2 separate regions of the Mus musculus genome follow, and region 2 is linked to region 1. The links are chromatin loops, found by intact Hi-C in ENCODE. Cell type or tissue: left cerebral cortex. All regions are shown on one strand. Links, peaks and the distances in the headings refer to the core of each region. The heading gives the core; the rest is flanking DNA. Region 1 holds the start of Inafm1 (InaF motif containing 1). Region 2 holds the start of Dhx34 (DEAH (Asp-Glu-Ala-His) box polypeptide 34).

Evidence for each region. Hi-C counts contacts between places; a loop is a spot of excess contacts. Peaks named below come from ENCODE experiments on the same cell type or tissue, not always from the same donor. Only the 100,000 strongest peaks of a DNase experiment are listed, where the experiment ranks them.
Region 2: it touches region 1 in a loop (2.1-fold over the local background); 9 of 42 quality-filtered maps call a loop at or near these places.

Annotation. Positions count from the first base shown.
Region 1 is chr7:16,268,618-16,276,942 of GRCm38, forward strand. Inafm1 (InaF motif containing 1) reads right to left here and starts at 5,075. Exons shown (of 1, transcript NM_001136270.1): 1 at 3,396-5,075. The coding sequence starts at 4,673. The coding sequence ends at 4,281. It overlaps Ccdc9 (coiled-coil domain containing 9), which reads right to left. Exons shown (of 14, transcript NM_001382411.1): 9 at 8,110-8,156; 10 at 7,877-8,012; 11 at 7,585-7,678; 12 at 7,121-7,493; 13 at 6,639-6,758; 14 at 5,425-5,799. The coding sequence ends at 5,696. In left cerebral cortex, for the core only: a CTCF peak has its summit at 4,207; DNase peaks (open chromatin) are centred at 2,124, 3,001, 3,610, 4,269 and 2 more places; H3K4me3 peaks cover 2,514 bases; H3K27ac peaks cover 2,617 bases.
Region 2 is chr7:16,218,137-16,226,461 of GRCm38, forward strand. It overlaps Dhx34 (DEAH (Asp-Glu-Ala-His) box polypeptide 34), which reads right to left and starts at 3,896. Exons shown (of 17, transcript NM_027883.3): 1 at 3,862-3,896; 2 at 1-814. The coding sequence starts at 562. In left cerebral cortex, for the core only: a CTCF peak has its summit at 4,098 (motif pointing left); a DNase peak (open chromatin) is centred at 3,921; H3K4me3 peaks cover 1,397 bases; H3K27ac peaks cover 987 bases.

The DNA.
Region 1 (8,325 bases), core at 55-8,054:
CTTGGGTGATGACTTTCCCACATCATGCCCAGAGGCTTGTCTCCTAGGTGACTCTAGAGCTCACCAAGTTGAGGACCAAGAGGAACACAGCAAGGCTTTGTATATATGTTTGCCAGGTAGGCAAGCTCAAAGGCATGTCTCCACCGAGGTGTGGCGTCCCATGGCGGCTGTTTTTCCTGTATGGTAGAGTGGTTGAATGAGTGAAGTCCACTGCTTACAGGTCGAGTCACTGAACATAGCTGAAGGAACATGGAACACACTGCAGTTGCCAAGAATAGCACTAATGGGGTAAGCCACTGTGGCAACCAGCATCCTCTATGTTAGCCTCTGACTTGGTGGGTGGGCTTGCCTCTGATACCTCAGAGTAAAACTGATGGGGTGGAGGTAAGACAGAACAGCTGGGTTGCCATTTTCATGGCTGGAGAGCCAAAAGTTAGAGTGTATCAGTTAGATGGGTGCTTAAAAGCCATTGACTTGAAACCCAGAGTATGAATCAAGATTGAGGCCGGGCGTGGTGGTGCACGCCTTTAATCCCATCACTCAAGAGGCAGAGGCAGGTGGATTTCTGAGTTTGTGGCCAGCCTGGTCTACAAAGTGAGTTCCAGGACAGCCAGGGCTACACAGAGAAACCCTGTCTCGAAAAATCAAAAAAAATTTAAAAAATAAAAAATAAAAAGAATCAAGATTGAGGAAGATGAGGACAGAAGGGCTAGAGAGATGGTTAAGTGGTTAAGAACACCATCTGCTCTTCCAGAGGATCTGAGTTAAATTCCCAGCAACCACATGGTGGGTCACAACTATATAATGTTTTCTTCTGGTGTGTATGAGTACACAGCTACAGTGTACTCATATAAATAAATCTTGAAGAAGAAGGAGGAGGAAGAGGAGGAGGAGGAGGAGCAGGAGCAGGAGGAGCAGGAGCAGGAGGAGGAGGAGGAGGAGGAGGAGGAAGAGGAGGAGGAGGAGCCAGCCCTTGGATGCAATGCTTAATAGAGAGAGAGAATCCAGGATTCAACACACCACGGGCAGCACAAGGGGACAGTGACAAGCAAGGAACTGTCAGATCTGCAGAAGGAGCTGCAGATCTGTCACCTGGCTTCTAAGACTTAGAGACGTGGGGACTTATGGCAACCGCCTGGCTGCCATGGTGGCAGAACTGAGCAGCGGAGCTGCCTGTCCCTCCTCAGGAGGAAAGGTGCATAAGCTGAGACAATCTGAGGGAAAGCAGTCCCCACAGGCTGGCTTCTCAGGGACACTAGGGAAAGCGGAAAGACAGGTATTCCTGAGGGAACACAGCATGAGGGCACTATCTGAAGCTCAGTTCACCGGGCCAGCAGAACCATGCTCTATGAAAGTTAAGGGAGATGATCCTGCCAGGTCCAAAGGAAACTCAACTTCCCCAAGTTCCCATGGTGGTTAGATCAAAGCCAGCTTTCCTCAGAAATTCCTCTACCAAAAGGAGACGTTCTCCTTATCACCTTACCACCTGCAGAAGGGACACGTGGCTCTCTGTGATGCTTATTAGCCTACCCATGCTGACCTCAGACTCCCTCAGTATCTATCACAAGTGCCCGGTACACATTTCAGAGTCTGTGTCAGCATCCTGGCCCTTCTCAGCTCTCCTCAGCTCCTCCCCTACCATGACTCCCCCAGCTCCTGGCTCCCTTCCTCCAGCTGCTCATTCTCCCCATAACCCTGCCGTTCCCACTGTGTGTCTGCTCTCTAGTCTTCCTGTCTTAGTCCTTTGTCTTGCTCCTTCTGGGTCCCTCTACCCCACCATGGCCATGTCCATGTCCAGTCTACTGCCTTCTCTCTCTGTTCTAGACTCTTCCAGAAGCCTCTGGATGATCTCTCTCTCTCTCCCCCCTCTCTCTCATCTACAATAAAAACCTTCCCTTCAGCTATACCACGGGGTGGTCATGCCGTAATGTCATTTATACAGATCCAAGAGGACCGCCTATATGGCGCAGTGAATAAAGATGTCTGTGGCACAAACCAGAAAACTCCAGAGTTCAATGCCCAGGTACCATAGTGGAAAAAGAAAACCAACTCCAAGAAGTTATTCTCTAACCTCCCCATGTGCACACATGACTAATAACAGCAGGAGGTTGATTCCACAAGACTGCGGCATGGTATAGGATTCTAATGGCCTTGCCGAGGAGGCCCAGGGTGTGATCTCCAAGGCATGAGACCCTCTAGAAAATGTGAATGACTGAAGTGGCAGCATGAGCCAGAGCCTCTGATCTGCCTGGCTGTGCGGTTGCTTGTAGATCATTCAGGTTACACCAAGGTCTCGGCTGTATGAACTGTCAGTCATCTGGCAGATCCAGCGTTGTGGTGGTGTAGCTGCCTTTGAGTCACCCACACCCTCCTATAATTAATGCCCACCCCCCAAATAAATTCACTTGGCAGTGCCCTGTCTGGGTGAGGAGGCATTTGCTCCTGTCTCCCCAGGAAAAAAATCAGCATAGCACAAATGTCATCCTCTGCTACACAGCAAGTTCAAGGCAGCTTGGATTATAGGAGATATATAGATATATAAAGGTGATGAAAATTAGTTTTTTAACAAAGCCATTAATTAAATGTTGAACTAGTAATTAAGATAAATCAGGCTTGACAGTGTGCCAAATTGCAGGTCCATAGTCCCTTAGCTGAGGTCTTCAGGGACAGATGCATTTCGGAACTCAAGGCTGATCCAATTTTAGAAAGGCCATTCTGTACCTATTATGCAAACTCCCAGGGGCCTGAGGCAGGCACTGTCCACTTCCCCTGTTGGACATGGTAATGTCTTTTTGCAGCAAAATGTGTGTAACAGTCACACTGGGAGGGAATAAATAAAAAATATAAATAGCTTGGTATGAACTGATTTGTCATCATGTGAGAGGTAAAATTATTCCATACCCCTGTCACCCCCAAAATGGTTAAAGTGGTCAGAGCTAGTCAGAATTCAAAGCCCACAAGCTGGACTTTGCATAGAGGTACACATCTGCAATCCCAACCCTTAGAAGACAGAGGAAGGAGGTCTGCTGAGAACCCAAATCCCTTGCCACAAAGTGGGAGGGGGTGACTCAGTGGGAAAGCACTAGAGAGACGGTGTGAGCCAGTAGACACAGGAGCACGGTGACAATATGGAGACACTCTAAAAACAGAGAAAGAGAAAAGCAAAGAGAAGGTAGCAGAGGGACACAAAAAAGGTTGAGGGGCCAAGGGGCTGGAGGAAAAACCAGGAAGCAGAAGGGAGGCCAAAAAGGACAGGCAAGAGGACCCCTCCCCCCAACTCACTGCTTGGTGGTGTGCAGTCTTTGAGCTGACAGGCTATGCCCAGGGATACAGGCTGTGACTCTCTGAAAGGGCTGAAGGACAAAGTGGAGACAGAGCAGAAACCAACGCTGTTCTCAGGTTTCGATCACTAGTTTAATTCTGAGCAACAATGTGTTGTCTTCCTTTTACAAGACCAGAGAGATTTAAGTACATTGCTGTACATCATCCCGTGGGGGATGCTGGTAGGACAGAAGGGAACCAGCAGGACAGGTAACACTCCCATCTGACAAGAGGCCTCAGGTTCCTGATGCTGTCCAGCCTAGGGGGAAGGCAGGCCATAAAGGAAACCCCTTCTTGCAGCTGGCCAGCAGAGTATATCCCAGGCCTGCCTACGGCCAAGCCACAGTCATGGGTAAGGGAAAATGGACTCAATCGCATGACTTCTTTATCAGAAGCTACACCAGTCTCAACATGGCACCAACAGCAATGCAGACCAGTTTTGGTTTGGTTCAGCTATATGCTCCACACTTCCAAAGCAGCAAATGTCACCACCCAAACCAGGACAAGCTAGCTTACGGGTGACATCCTCTACCCCTGCCATTGCAAACTATACCAACTGCAGTTTCCAGCACGCACCACTGTCTCCGAAGCTATACGAGATGACACCCCGAAAACTGGTAAGGCCTTTACAGTATCTGACCTTCAATGGCCCCGAAAACTGGCAAGCCGCTTCTCCCCATTCCAACCCAAAAATTACATGTGAGCAATGAGAGAGGAAAGCCTTTAAGGCCGCGCGGCCACGGAGCTAGAAGGGACCAGCGGCCGAGGCCAACGACCACAGACCAGGTAAGCCAGCTGAGGCTGGAGTTTATTGCCGATGAGCGCTGAGTCCCGGGAAGGAGCAAGGTGGAATAAGGTCGGGCAGGATCAGGACCGCGGCAAGGAGAGAGGCGGCGCCGCGCAGGCGAGGCCCGGTGGTGCAGATAGACAGACGCAGGCCACGGTGGGGGCGGGCCAGACTATCCAGGCGCTCGGCGCGCGGTCTCCCGCGTCGCTCCCGGAGCTGGGCGGCGACTGTGGCGGCGACTCCGTGGCAGTCCTGGCTGCGGTCGTGGCCCGCCGGAGGCCCCAAGCAAACAGGATGCGGGTGCGGCCGGAGGCGGGGCGGGCGGTGCTGCTCGAGCACACGGAGCGGCCGCAGCGCTGGGCAGGGGGTCGGCGGGGCCCGCAGGCGGCCGCGTGGGAACCCAGATGAGCCCGTAGTACACAGCAAGCAGCACAGCGGCCAAGGACACACACAGGAAGTAGGCGCAGACAGGGGCGAGCCGCAGCCATCGGCCACGGGGACCCTCGCTCAGCCCCGTACCACCCGGGCTCTCGCCACCACTGCCCACGCAGCTCGAGCCCCGCATCGCGCTGCCCACTCAGCCTGCACCGACCCCGCCCCCACCCCAGGACCGCCTCAAGCAAGCCACGCCCCTTCCAGGACCACGCCTTGTCAGACAGCACCCCCCCCCCAGCTCAGCTACATCCTAGACACGCCCCTACCGCCTCTGACCCACCACTATCAAGATTTCTTAGCTCTACCCCCTCAAGGCCACGCCCACTCGCTCTTCTCCCGCCCTAGCTGTCACATTTCCAACCGCCTATTCCTGTTTTCTACCTCAGCCCTCTCCGCGCTAATCGAACCCCTTCCTTCTTCGACCGACTGCAGCTCTGCACACTAGCATCCCTCTGCCCGCCGGAGCTAAGGTTCCTACTCTGTTGAAGCCGGAGGCCTACGGAGCTTCTGAACGCTAGCCCCGCCCACCGAGCCCCGGCCCCGGCCCTCCCAGTCTCACATCCCTGGACTACTACGAGAGTTCCGAGACCCAGTTCCCTCCATCACCCCTGCTGGCCCCTTCCCCAGCAACTCCGCACCAGCGTAAACTTCTGTTCCCTAGAGGCGAGGGATCCAGGGTGGACTGCAGGGAGGAGAGCAGCCAGCCTGGGAGCCAGGCAAACCTGCGCTGCCGCCCCTCCCAGCAGCATCTTCAGGACTGCGAGACGGCCTGCGGGGTGGGAGGAGAGAGGTGTGAGGATGAGAGGAGCACTCTCGTCCCGCCTCTTCCGCCAGCCAAGCACAGCAGCCTAGCCTGATCAGCTAGCAGCACAGTTCAAAGGTTGGCGGTAGCACGCGTTTAATTCAATCCCTAGCTGCAGGTTCCTGCACACCCAGGCCTCACAGGGACTGACTCCGAGGGTTCGACCAGACGAGTGCGGTCGGACTGGCACCACTGGGTCCTCAGCGAATTTAGAAGACTCCCCTCGGGCCGGGCTCGTTGCTAACCTGCTTCCTCCCCCACTAAGTTTAACCCTGGCCTGGACGGAGTGTAGCAGAAGCAGAGGAGCTGAAGGTTAGTACAGAGCGAGGCACCCTGGTCTGCTGGCGCTGTCAGCGGGCAGCCCCCGGCGGCGGAGCAGCCGCCACCACCTTGCAGAAACGCACCCTCTGGAAGTCTGTGATCTCCGCCGTCTCCTGGCCCTCGGGGCCCACCTCTAAGGAGACAAAAAGCGGTAAATGGAGGACCAGCCTGCCCGACCCACCCTATCCCGCACCTCAGTCAAACCCACCTACAACTTGGCCTCCAGCTTACTCGACCCTCAGGAGGCCCCTGAAGCAGGAGCCCCTCCAATCTAACCCTGTTGACTACTGGGAAGTGCTAGTGTAATGAGCTCATCCACTCCTCCCAGGACCCCAAACTATCCTGTTTGGCCTGGCCCCTTTCCGAAGATGTCCTTGGCTTCCACTCTCACTATTCCTTTGACAGCCTTTCCTGGCCTCTGCTCCACATCTTATTCTACTGCAGGGGAACTAAAAGATGAACACAAGCAGTAACCTGGCTGATCACGTTAAAGTGACCAAGATCAGTCTCTTGCTTCTACTACGTGGGATCTAAAATCCCACTATGGTCTGACCCAAAACCGCTAACCCTGCCTTCAGATAAGTCTTAAGAGCCGGCTCATTCATTAGTTAAAGTCGTTCCTACCTTTAATTAACCATGTTTTACTTTTACAGGATCTCTAACCAAAATCCAGTTTCAAGCTCAAAATCCTATCGCGTCACCCTCTTACCTCTGGGAATATTCAGATTTCAAATCCCACTTTTAGCTCCTTCCCTGAGCCCAACTTCTTCCTTGCCCAGCGTTCAAAGTTATTCACAATTTCTATTGGCTGGGGCCTTAGGGCCCACCCTTTGCACCCCAAAGGCTTGACTCCAGGCCAAACCCAGCACAGCACCTGACTCAGCTCATGCCCTGTTCTAAGCCCTCACAGGACCCACTCCTTTTCTATCCCCAAGCCCTTCCCTCCCCAAGGAAGGCAAGCAGGCCACCCACCTCCACCAGCTTCATGCATCCCACCTGGAGATGCCTCAGGCCCCTCTTCTTCAGAAGACTTCGGGGTTCCTGCCAAGCTGGGCCCGCTCTCCAAGGAGGCAAGGGGTGGCTGGTCACCTCCTGGAGAAGGGGAGGCTCAGTCAAGCCCCTCCTTTTCCAAATGTCTCTCCATATGAGGGGAGCAAGGGGGTTCAAGGACACAGTGGGGTGGGTGTCATTTAAGGAAGTGAACTTTTTATTGGAGAGAGGCTCTGAACCAGCAAGAGCAGGCTTTGGGAACTGAGATAAGGGCAGGAAGCAGGCACCAACTGCCCTTCTCTGCCACGGGGGTTGAAGGAGGTGTGGGCACAGCCACACCCTTGTGCACACAAACACACACACAAGCAGCCAGTTTCAAGCATTCGCAAAAGGCCAGGCCTCACCCGAAGAGTGGGTACCAGGTAAGTGGGCAGTGCCGGGAGAATTCAGTTCCATCTCCTCACCCCAGTCAGACACAGGCTGGTGGTCCTCAGAGGGTGAGAAGGGGATGGGAGGTTCAACAGGGACTGGGGACAGCAACTCCTGGGACCCGGCAGGCACAGGGTCCACCTGCTCACAGGTGGGCTTCCCAGCAGGCTCAGCTTCAGGCTGGTGATCAGGAACAGTTGCTGCTTCCTGGTCCTTAGGACCCTCTTCATCCTCTTCAAACTCTTCTTCCTCTTCCTCCTCCTCCTCAGTAACATCTTCACTCACGTCCTCCCACTCTTCATCCTCCTCATCTTCCCCCTCTTCTTCTCCCTCCTCCTCTTCCCCCACATCTTCCTCACCATCTTCCTCGGGAGGCCGATGAGCTGGAGCTGGGGTCTCAGAAGCCTGCTGGGAACACAGGCAGATCAAGGAAGTGCTTGGGACCTGTCACCCACAAAGCCCCATGCACACGCCCTACCTCATACCTGCTCTGCCTTACCTGTGTGGGTGTCTCCTCCAGGGATATGGACTGAGAGGACTCGGGGGCCGAGGACACAGCTTCCTCTCTTGTCTCCCAGCGATTATCGTGGTCACTGGAGTGGACAGAGCAAAGGGGTGAGGGATGGGATGTACTTCTCTTCAGAGAACATCTGGCATGTTGCACTGAGGGCAAAGGGGGCAGGAGACACAGAGCCAAGACAGAGCACTGTACCCTCAAACTGAAGCCAGACAAGACTGCACACACCCAAGCATGCTGAGGAGGGGAATGTCCCAAGGGAGGGGCACCCCACCTATAGGCACGAGGGGCCACCTTGGCCTGAGGTCGGCTGTTCTTTCTCCTTCTGCGGCTGCTGACTTCAGCTTTGTGCTGAGAAAGGAACTCTCCAAAAGTGGGAGGCTTAGGTGGTCTTGCCCAAGCTTGGTCATCTACAACAGAACCCAGATCCAAGGATTTAGGGAAGAAGGACACAGCACATGCCACATTCAAACCCCACTGCCTAACCCTTTCCAAGATAACACTCACCATAGCGGTGGGACAGTTCATGGGTAGGGGCTGGGCCATCCTTGAACCTAGGAAAAGAGAACAGAGCCAGCAATAGCTGAGGGAACTAAGGAAAGGCAGAAGGAGAAAGCAGGGCAGAGGCAGGACCAGAACAAACCAAAGCAGCTTCAAAGGGGCTAAGGGCTAGACTGATGAGGGTAGAATGATGGATGATGGCAAATCAAGCTTCCTAATGAC
Region 2 (8,325 bases), core at 184-8,183, 50 kb before region 1:
CCCCGGCCACCACCACCACCTGGTGTTCCTTGAGAGTCTGCAGGATGCGGTTCCCATACTGGGCGATGGGAAGTGCCGCTCGCTCACGCTGCAGTTTGACGAGCCTCCCAAAAGCCTGCTTCTGCTGGAAGTCTAGGTAGTGAAGCAATGCACGGCGGAACTCGGACACTCTCTCGGGCGGCAGCCCCCTGCCGGGCCCATGACGACCCCGAGTGTCTGGGCTGAGAATGGAGAGGTTGATGCGGTAGCGTGGGTCGTAAGTGAGAGGTAGGTCAGCTAAAGCAGCGATGCCATGTTTGGGCATGCCAGGGTCCTTCTCCTTCTTCTGGGAGGTCTTGAGGTGCTGGAATCTCTGCAGGCGTTCAAAGAAAGCCCAGAACTTCTGACACTCCTCTGAACCACGACGGATATAATCCTCATCGCGGAAGAATACATCTTCCAAGAGACAACGAGTCTCTGGACAATTCCAGTCCCATTTCTCCGGGGCCTCTTCCTCCCTGGGAGCTCGATGGTGGTCTCGGTCTCGGTGACCCCTCCCCTCCCTTGTCCTGGGAGGAGGCATGGTTCCTATCAAACTGCTGTCACAGAAACAGTCTCCGTTCTGATCGCTTAGACTAAGTATTCTCACCTAACTCCCGACCCCAGGAACTGCTTTCTCTTCAAAGAGTCACCTCCCCTTTCCATGTACAGAGGCTCTGTGGACGGCAGGGTGGGTAGCCAGGGGCCTGGTGGGTAGGTGGAGCTGCACAAAGCGCTTCATGACTCCTGCAGTGGTCTCTGGAAGGGACAAGGGTCCATTCTGGACTTCCAGGTTCTGGATGTTTGGAGAAGAAAAGAGAAGATATATATCCATTCACTTTTAGAACATCAGTTAAAAGCCTGTTGTTCTTCAAGCTCTGGACTAGGAGGAGGAGGAGGCCATAAATGCTACTACATGTTGGTCACATGATCAGTCAAAGGGGAGTCTTGTAAGGAAGACAGAAACAACGACAATAGGCAACAGACTTCATCTGGGGTCTGTCGGGCTTCACAACACTGAATGGCGTCCCTGGAAAATGAACGGAATGTATCTGTGGTGTTAGGGATTGGTTTTGCCTGCCTGGCACATGCCATCCTTTACCTGGCAAGTTTCCATCCTCCTTCAGAGAATAGCTCATCACATACACATGGCTCTCAGGGTTTAAGCAAACAACAAAGGCCTGGCCAGCCATGGTATTCCTTTTGGTCTGAGGAATGGACACAAGTCCCAGTCAGGTCCCTACTCTGGAATTTGCACCTGGTCGCTAGGAGAGAGAAGCCCTCTGTTTTTATCTAACCAGACGAGTTGGGTTAAACCTGAACCCATTCAGAGTAGCTCTAGGGCATGAGTCTTTCCTAGATATGTACCTCCGACAAAACCCTGCCTGTGGACACAGTGGTCTGACCACTGTGAGGGGGCGTAGGAGACGCCTGGTGATATCACCAGTGTGCAAGGCTTAGTTCCTGCCAACACTCCGCTTCTTGGCTAAGTAAGAAAATGCCTTCCACTGCCCTACAGTGTTGAGATAGAGCCCGGCCCCTCACACATGATACACAAGTGGTCCACCACTGAGCCATTCTGCTTGAAGTCAGAATCTCTCCGGTCAGCTGAAGAAAAATCACAATGAAGGACATAGCTGTGTGCCCAATTTTCTGGAGGGAAGTCCCTCATTCTTCCTTTTTGTATAAGTTATATCTTATTCTGTATATGTGTTTTGCCTGCGTGTGTGTATGTGTACCAATGACGCCCTTGGAATCCAGAAGGCGCCAGATCCCCCTGAAAGTAGACTCACAAGTGGTTGTGAGCCACCATGTGGGTACTGGGAATTGAACCTGGATCCTTTGGGAGAGTAGCCCATGCTCTTAACCGCTGAGCCATCTCTCCAGCCCTTCATTCTTCTTTCCTAAAAGGATTTATCAGGACAATGAGATGGCTCAGTGACTAAGGGCATTTGCCACCAAGCTTGGTAAACAGAGTTTGAGTCTTGGAACCCATATGGGAAGAAAGAGCTGACTCTCTCAAGTTTTCCTGCCTTACACACACACACAAATAAATAAAATTTAATATGTGGGGGCTGATTATGATTTTAAGAGGCCCACACACTCCCTTGGTAAAGGACCTGGAGACAAGCAGGTCATCAGGTTTGAATCTGATCAGTTACCACAAGCAAACAAGTTTATCTGAAGTGGTTTTCTTCATCTATAAAATGGGAGCAGTATCATCAAATATCAAAAACACTGTCAAAGAGGCCAAACGGCCACTATTACTCAGGTTTAATGCTTTCTCTCCACAAGAAGAGATTCCAACACATGGAAAACAGCAAAGGCACAGAGCATCCAACCAGGGGGGAAAATAACACAAAAGGCCAGGAATTCTCTCTCGATGGCATTAGCAAACCCAACTCAGCCTTCATTCTCTCAAGGGTCATCATGAAAGAGCCCAGAGGTTGGCTTTATGCAGTCACAGGGGTGGGAGGGACTTGGTCCCCTCTTGGGAGTTGTTAGAGCTACCTTTGAGTGTCCAGGGAGGAAGACCTTGTGAGTCCCACAAACATAGCAGACACTGCAGAGTACAACACTTCTGAGTAAAGACTGAAGCTCGGTGATGACAGGACTGAGAGAACTCTATTCTAGAAGGGAATGAGGACCAGGCCTTGGAAAGCTGCTAGAAGATGGAGCCAGTGATCCTCAGAAAAAGACTGGGACAGTAAGGAGGAGAAAGCTCCTTCTAGGCAACAAAAACCCTGACTCACACTAGGCCCAACATCAGCACCCATGGCTGCCAATGGGTCTGTTCCCTCGGGCATTTTACTCCTTCATTTGGTTTGGGGTCTCAGGTAGTTTAGCCTAACCTTGAACTCTCCACACAGATAAGCATGACCTTGAACTCACTCACCATCCAGTCTCCACCACATAAGTGCTGGGACTGCAAGTAAGCACCATTATGTCCAAGTATGGCTTACCGGGCCATCTTCCCAATACCTCTCTTTCTATTTCTCTATTTCTCCCTCTCTCCCCTCTCTCTCCTCTCTCTCTCTCTCTCTCTCCCTCCCTCCCTCTCTTCCTCAGACCTCCATTTGAATTTCTCCACTTTCTCCATCTTGTTTCAACTTTTCCTCAAATTTATTTATTTTTGGAGACAAGAGTCATCCTATGTAGACTGGGTTGGCCTTTAACTCACAATCCTCCTGCTTCAGCCTCCTGTGCTCAGATCCAGCACCTAGCTCCCGGCCCTCTATTTGTTTACAGTTCTCCAGTCAATACTTTTATCTACCAATGGTGCCTTTCTTTACAGCTACCACTCCGGTATTTCTGTGTAGTCTCAATCACATATGTATACATATATGTTCACTTTCTCACAACATTAAGACTATTTCCACTCTATTTTGCTAAGCTAAATAAGCAGTGCGAGGAACGCAAATCTGGGGTGCATTTCTTCCTTTCGCCATTTTTCAGCACGACTCTACTATCACCTCCAACTTTCAAGGTTCTGTTTCAAACTCCATCTTTTCATAACTGTGGGTCTCACCACCATCCAGGCTTTCTTGCCAATCTCTTCCTGGCGCCCTTGTGAGCCTCTCTTGCAGGCACCCCATCACCCTGGTCCCCTTTTCTCTCCCTTTCTCAGAAACTTGTTCCCTCTGTGGTTTCAGTTCCGGGCCTCTTGGTCCTCCAGCTTCTAAGAATCGCGCACCGCCAGAGCTCTCTGGGTCCTGGCACATTCCTTCATTAAAATTGGGGTTCTCTTGACTCCCCTGCTCGCTCGGAACTATAGCCCCACACAAATCCTGCACCAGGGACCAAAGCCACGCAGACACCCCGCACACACGCCCCGCCCCTTACCTCCGAAATAGCACGGACGCCTCAACTTCCGGTCCTAAATGGTCTGCGCCTGCGCACGCTCCCGCCACTCTCCAGACTGCGCATGCGCAGATCGCGAAAGCGCGACCTGGCCTCTCCGTACAATGAAGCCCAATAGGGAGTAGCGGGCGGGCCAATGCCCATCGCACAAAGCGCTCTTGGGCACCTGGCTTCAGGCAGTGTTTTGGGTGATTTGACGCCCTCTAGAGGCCAGAGGAGGGGTTATAGGTAAGTGCCAGTCCCTAGCCGTGTCCTCTCCACAGCCCTGTAAACCCAGAATTACTAGAAAGTCAAAAGTTTCGGGTCCAAAAAACAAAACAACGCACGCCTCTAATCCCAGCACTTGGGAGGCAGAGGCAGGCGGATTTCTGAGTTCGAGGCCAGCCTGGTCTACAGAGTGAGTTCCAGGACAGCCAGAGCTACACAGAGAAACCCTCTCTCAAAAAAACAAACAAACAAACAAACAAAAAGTTTAGGGTCAGCAAGGGAGCTCAAACACTATTAAAACAGTCCCGTGACTGGGCGAACTAGTGCACGCCTTAAATTCCAGCACTTGGGAGGCAAAGGGAGGTGGATCTCGGTAAGTTCAAGGCCAGCCTGGACTACATAGTGAGTTCAGGTCATCCAGGACTACATATCTAGACCATCTCAAAAACCTAATTAAATTAATAAGACAGTCATGTGGTCACTCTATCACTATAACTCACTAATAAATAATCAGATGTAACCCCAGCAGCCTTAAGCCAGGGACCAGCTCTGTGCTGATCAGTCTTGTGTCCCCTTAAAGCCCTCTCTAGAGCCACACATGTTAAATTAATGACTAAATGGGTGAGAAAAGACTCCAGAGAAAACTACACAGTACTCCTCGATGTGCCAATCACTGGGGAACTGAGCCTCAGTTTCCCCATCGATAACCTAAGAAAACTTGTTGCAAAAAAAAAAAAAAGTCGCTGAAAAGCATATATAAAAATATATAGGCCAGGCTGGGTTGTAGCCAGGTTTTGAGTTCTCTGTTTCCTCTTCTGGTTTCTCTGTGCAGCTCACTTTTTCCCCCCATTCAGATATTAGTGCACTGAAGCTGTCATCTCTGACCTTGCTTCTAAAAGCAGCTCCCTCCACAGAGCGGGCATTATTGCTCAATATTTTATTTCTTTGCTTATTCATGTATTTCAGACAAGAACTTTCTCCTTTGCCCAGGCTCCAACTACTCATCCTTCCACCACCGCCTCCTGAGCGCTGGAATGTTCTTCACCCCGTCCTATTTAATCTTACTTTTGTGACTATCTCTGTGTCCTCCAGTAAGATGTGTGCTCCGTAAAAGTGGAGAACTCTTCTGTTTTGTTCACCAAAGTCTCCTCTGTGCAGAGAAAGAACCCCAGACCTTAAGAATGTACCCCTCCCCAGGTAGTACAATACTAAGGGTAAAGAAGACATTTGGGGGCTGGTGAGATGGCTCAGTGGGTAAGAGCACCCGACTGTTCGTCCGAAGGTCAGGAGTTCAAATCCCAGCAACCACATGGTGGCTCACAACCATCCGTAATGAGATCTGATGCCCTCTTCTGGAGTGTCTGAGGACAGCTACAGTGTACTTACATATAATAAACAAACAAACATTTAAAGAAAAAAAAGACATTTGGAAGCATATAATCTAAATCAATGATTTACCAAGGGACTTATATTCACAGCAAGCAGTAAAAAGAAAGTTTATGCACCTTTTTTTTTTTGAGACCGGGCCTCATGTAGCCTAGGCTAGCCTTCTTATGTAACTGAGGATGGGCTTGAACTCCTGGCCCTCCTGTCTCCACCGTCTGAGTTCTGGTCTCCCACGTTTGTATCAACACCAGCTATTTTAGTTGGTGCAAAGGATTGGTCCCTAGGCCTCATCTAAGCTAGGCAAACAAGGAACACGGAAGACGGAGGGGAGGAAGCAGCCTGGCAATGAGACAGAGAAATAGGGTGGATCGTAGACACACACCAGGGCTAGGACTCAGGCTTGGGAGCTGAGGTGGAAGGGAGCCATGGAGGAGTTTCAGCAGAGGAAGCATTGTAGACAGTATCTGCTGTCCATATGAAAAACAAACAATGGCGAATTGTGTTAGTCAGGGTTCTCTACAATAATGGAATTTACAGACTGAATCTCTTTGTCTATAATATATAGAAAGGGGATTATTAGAATGTCTTACAGGTTAGGGTCCAACCACTAAACAATGGCTGGCTATAAACAGAAAGTCCAAGAACCCAGAAGTCACTCAGTCCATAAGACTGGCTGTCTCAGCTGGTCTTCAGTAGATGCTGAAACCAGGACACTGGAATTCTGTGGGACTGTGATAGGCAGCCTATTTTGGTTGAGTGGGGCTTGTTCCAGTGACTCAGTAGAGAACTCTACAAGGGACAGAAAAGCAAGCCACGTTCCCAGAGACAGGTGCCTGACACCACAGAGCCCCCAACTCCATAATTCTGTGACTATCAGTCACGCAGACAATGTCCCAAGCTTCTGGCATTCTGGCTAGACTCCACCCCCACAGTTACCTGACTAAGCCAGGTATGCTCCTCCCCACAGTTACCTGATAGCCCAGCCCACTATCAGAGGGGCTGCTTGGCCCCTCCTTGCTCTCTTTAGCCCTCACCTTTTTTACTCTCTAGCCCTCCTCCTCTCTCTCCCTTCCCTCTCCACGTGGCCATGGCCGGCCTCTCTCTCTCCTTCTACCTTCTTTCCTTCCCTCTGCCTTTCTACAATAAAGCTCTAAAACCATAGACTGTCTCTGCTCATCAAGGCCCGCCGTGCTTGAACGATGGGATAGGCTTTCCCCTAAAGAGCCATGTCCAACCTCCCGCCGGAAGGCCATCCTGTGCTCCAGCCATGGAGCGGACCAAGGACTCTCGCCTGCCTGGAAACCATCCAGCGCCTCCTCTCCCCCTGCCCTCTCCTCCTGCCCTCTCCTCCCTTTGGCCCCAGGGCTCAGTGCTGCCCCGGAGCCCCCATTCTATTCTCAGCTCTTCCGTGGTATCCAGCGTGGGATGCTGGAGGCTGGGAACCTGGTGCCTAGGACTGCCCCTTGTCCACCACCGCCGAGTGGGGTCATTGGCTTCCCACAGCCAGACACCCACCCGGGGCCGCATGGAAAGCATGCGGCACTCCTCCCATGTGCGCCTGCCCAGAGCACCGGAACGCTGGCAGGACGCGGGTTCTTTCCCACTCCCCTCTTTCTCCCACACCCACGGCCCTGCAGAATTCCAAAAAAAGTGGGCTCTAATGCCAGAGAAGGAATGGACTTGCTAGCAAGGCAAGAGAAAGCAGACAAAGACCAAAAGCAAGCATCCTTCTTCCATGTCTTTATATAGACTCCCAGGAGAAGGCGGGGCCCAGATCAAAGGTGTGTTTTCTCACCTCAAGATCCAGATCAAAAGTGGTGTCTTCACTCTTCAAGACCTAGATCAAGGAAGGGCAGTGGTGCTGCAAAATCTGTCAAAATGGCAGCTAGCCACTCCTTCCCATCCCAGCCTACAGCCACCTGCCCTAGCAGGAGTTGTCAAAAATGGTAGCTCCTATCAAAATGGTGGCACCATGACATCTCTGCAGCCTGCAGCCATCACAGGAGCTGTTCACAGTGGTCCACCTTTCCTGCCGCAGACTACAGCTTTGGTGAAACACTCTGCAGGAGCTGTCCCACGGGAGCTGTCCACAGTAGCAGTACCTCCTTTCCAGCCTTCCTGAGCAGCATCCCGAGAGATGGAGCCTCAGCCAGAGCCACCTGTGGACGGGATCAATTTCCCATCCTAATCCATGGGCCCCATGCAGGGGAAAGGCAGTGAAAAAAGCCCCCAATCCCTGAACAGGAAAACCCACAAGTCCCTGAGCTTCTCATAAAAACCCACCAATACCTGAGTCCCCCCAAGCTCAGGATTTACACCAATCCTAGTAACTTTAATTTTTTTCAAATCCTATTTTTAATGATGGTTCTTAAACTCTTTAACTTTCTTATAGCCCACCACCCACCAGAGGTACTGGAAAAGAAAGTATATGGGGCAGGGGGAGGGGGAGTGTGAGAAATGAACTTATCTTAAAGGGTTCTTTGGAGATTTCTCATCTGTGTTGTCTGGAAATCGGCAGTTCAGTTCACAGGTTAGCAGTGGCAGCTAGATCCATTTGCAAACACTTCATGGAAACACTGAGAGTGGGGATAGCAAACACAGATCAGCAATGGTGGCACTACCTAGCAGAGACAGCCAGGCCTCAGCCTCCGCATGAGTCAGCTGGAGGGACCAGGAGGCAGGCCAGGAGAAGTTCTCAACTGTGCCTCTCTCAGGGAAGTGAAGACCAGTGAAGAAGCTAGACCAAGAAGTGCTGGAGAGCTAGCTCTATAAGCAAGCCTAGCTCAGCCTCCATCACTGTCCAGCTAGTCCTTTTTATATGCTCTCCAAACATCACGTGTCCTCCATGGGTCT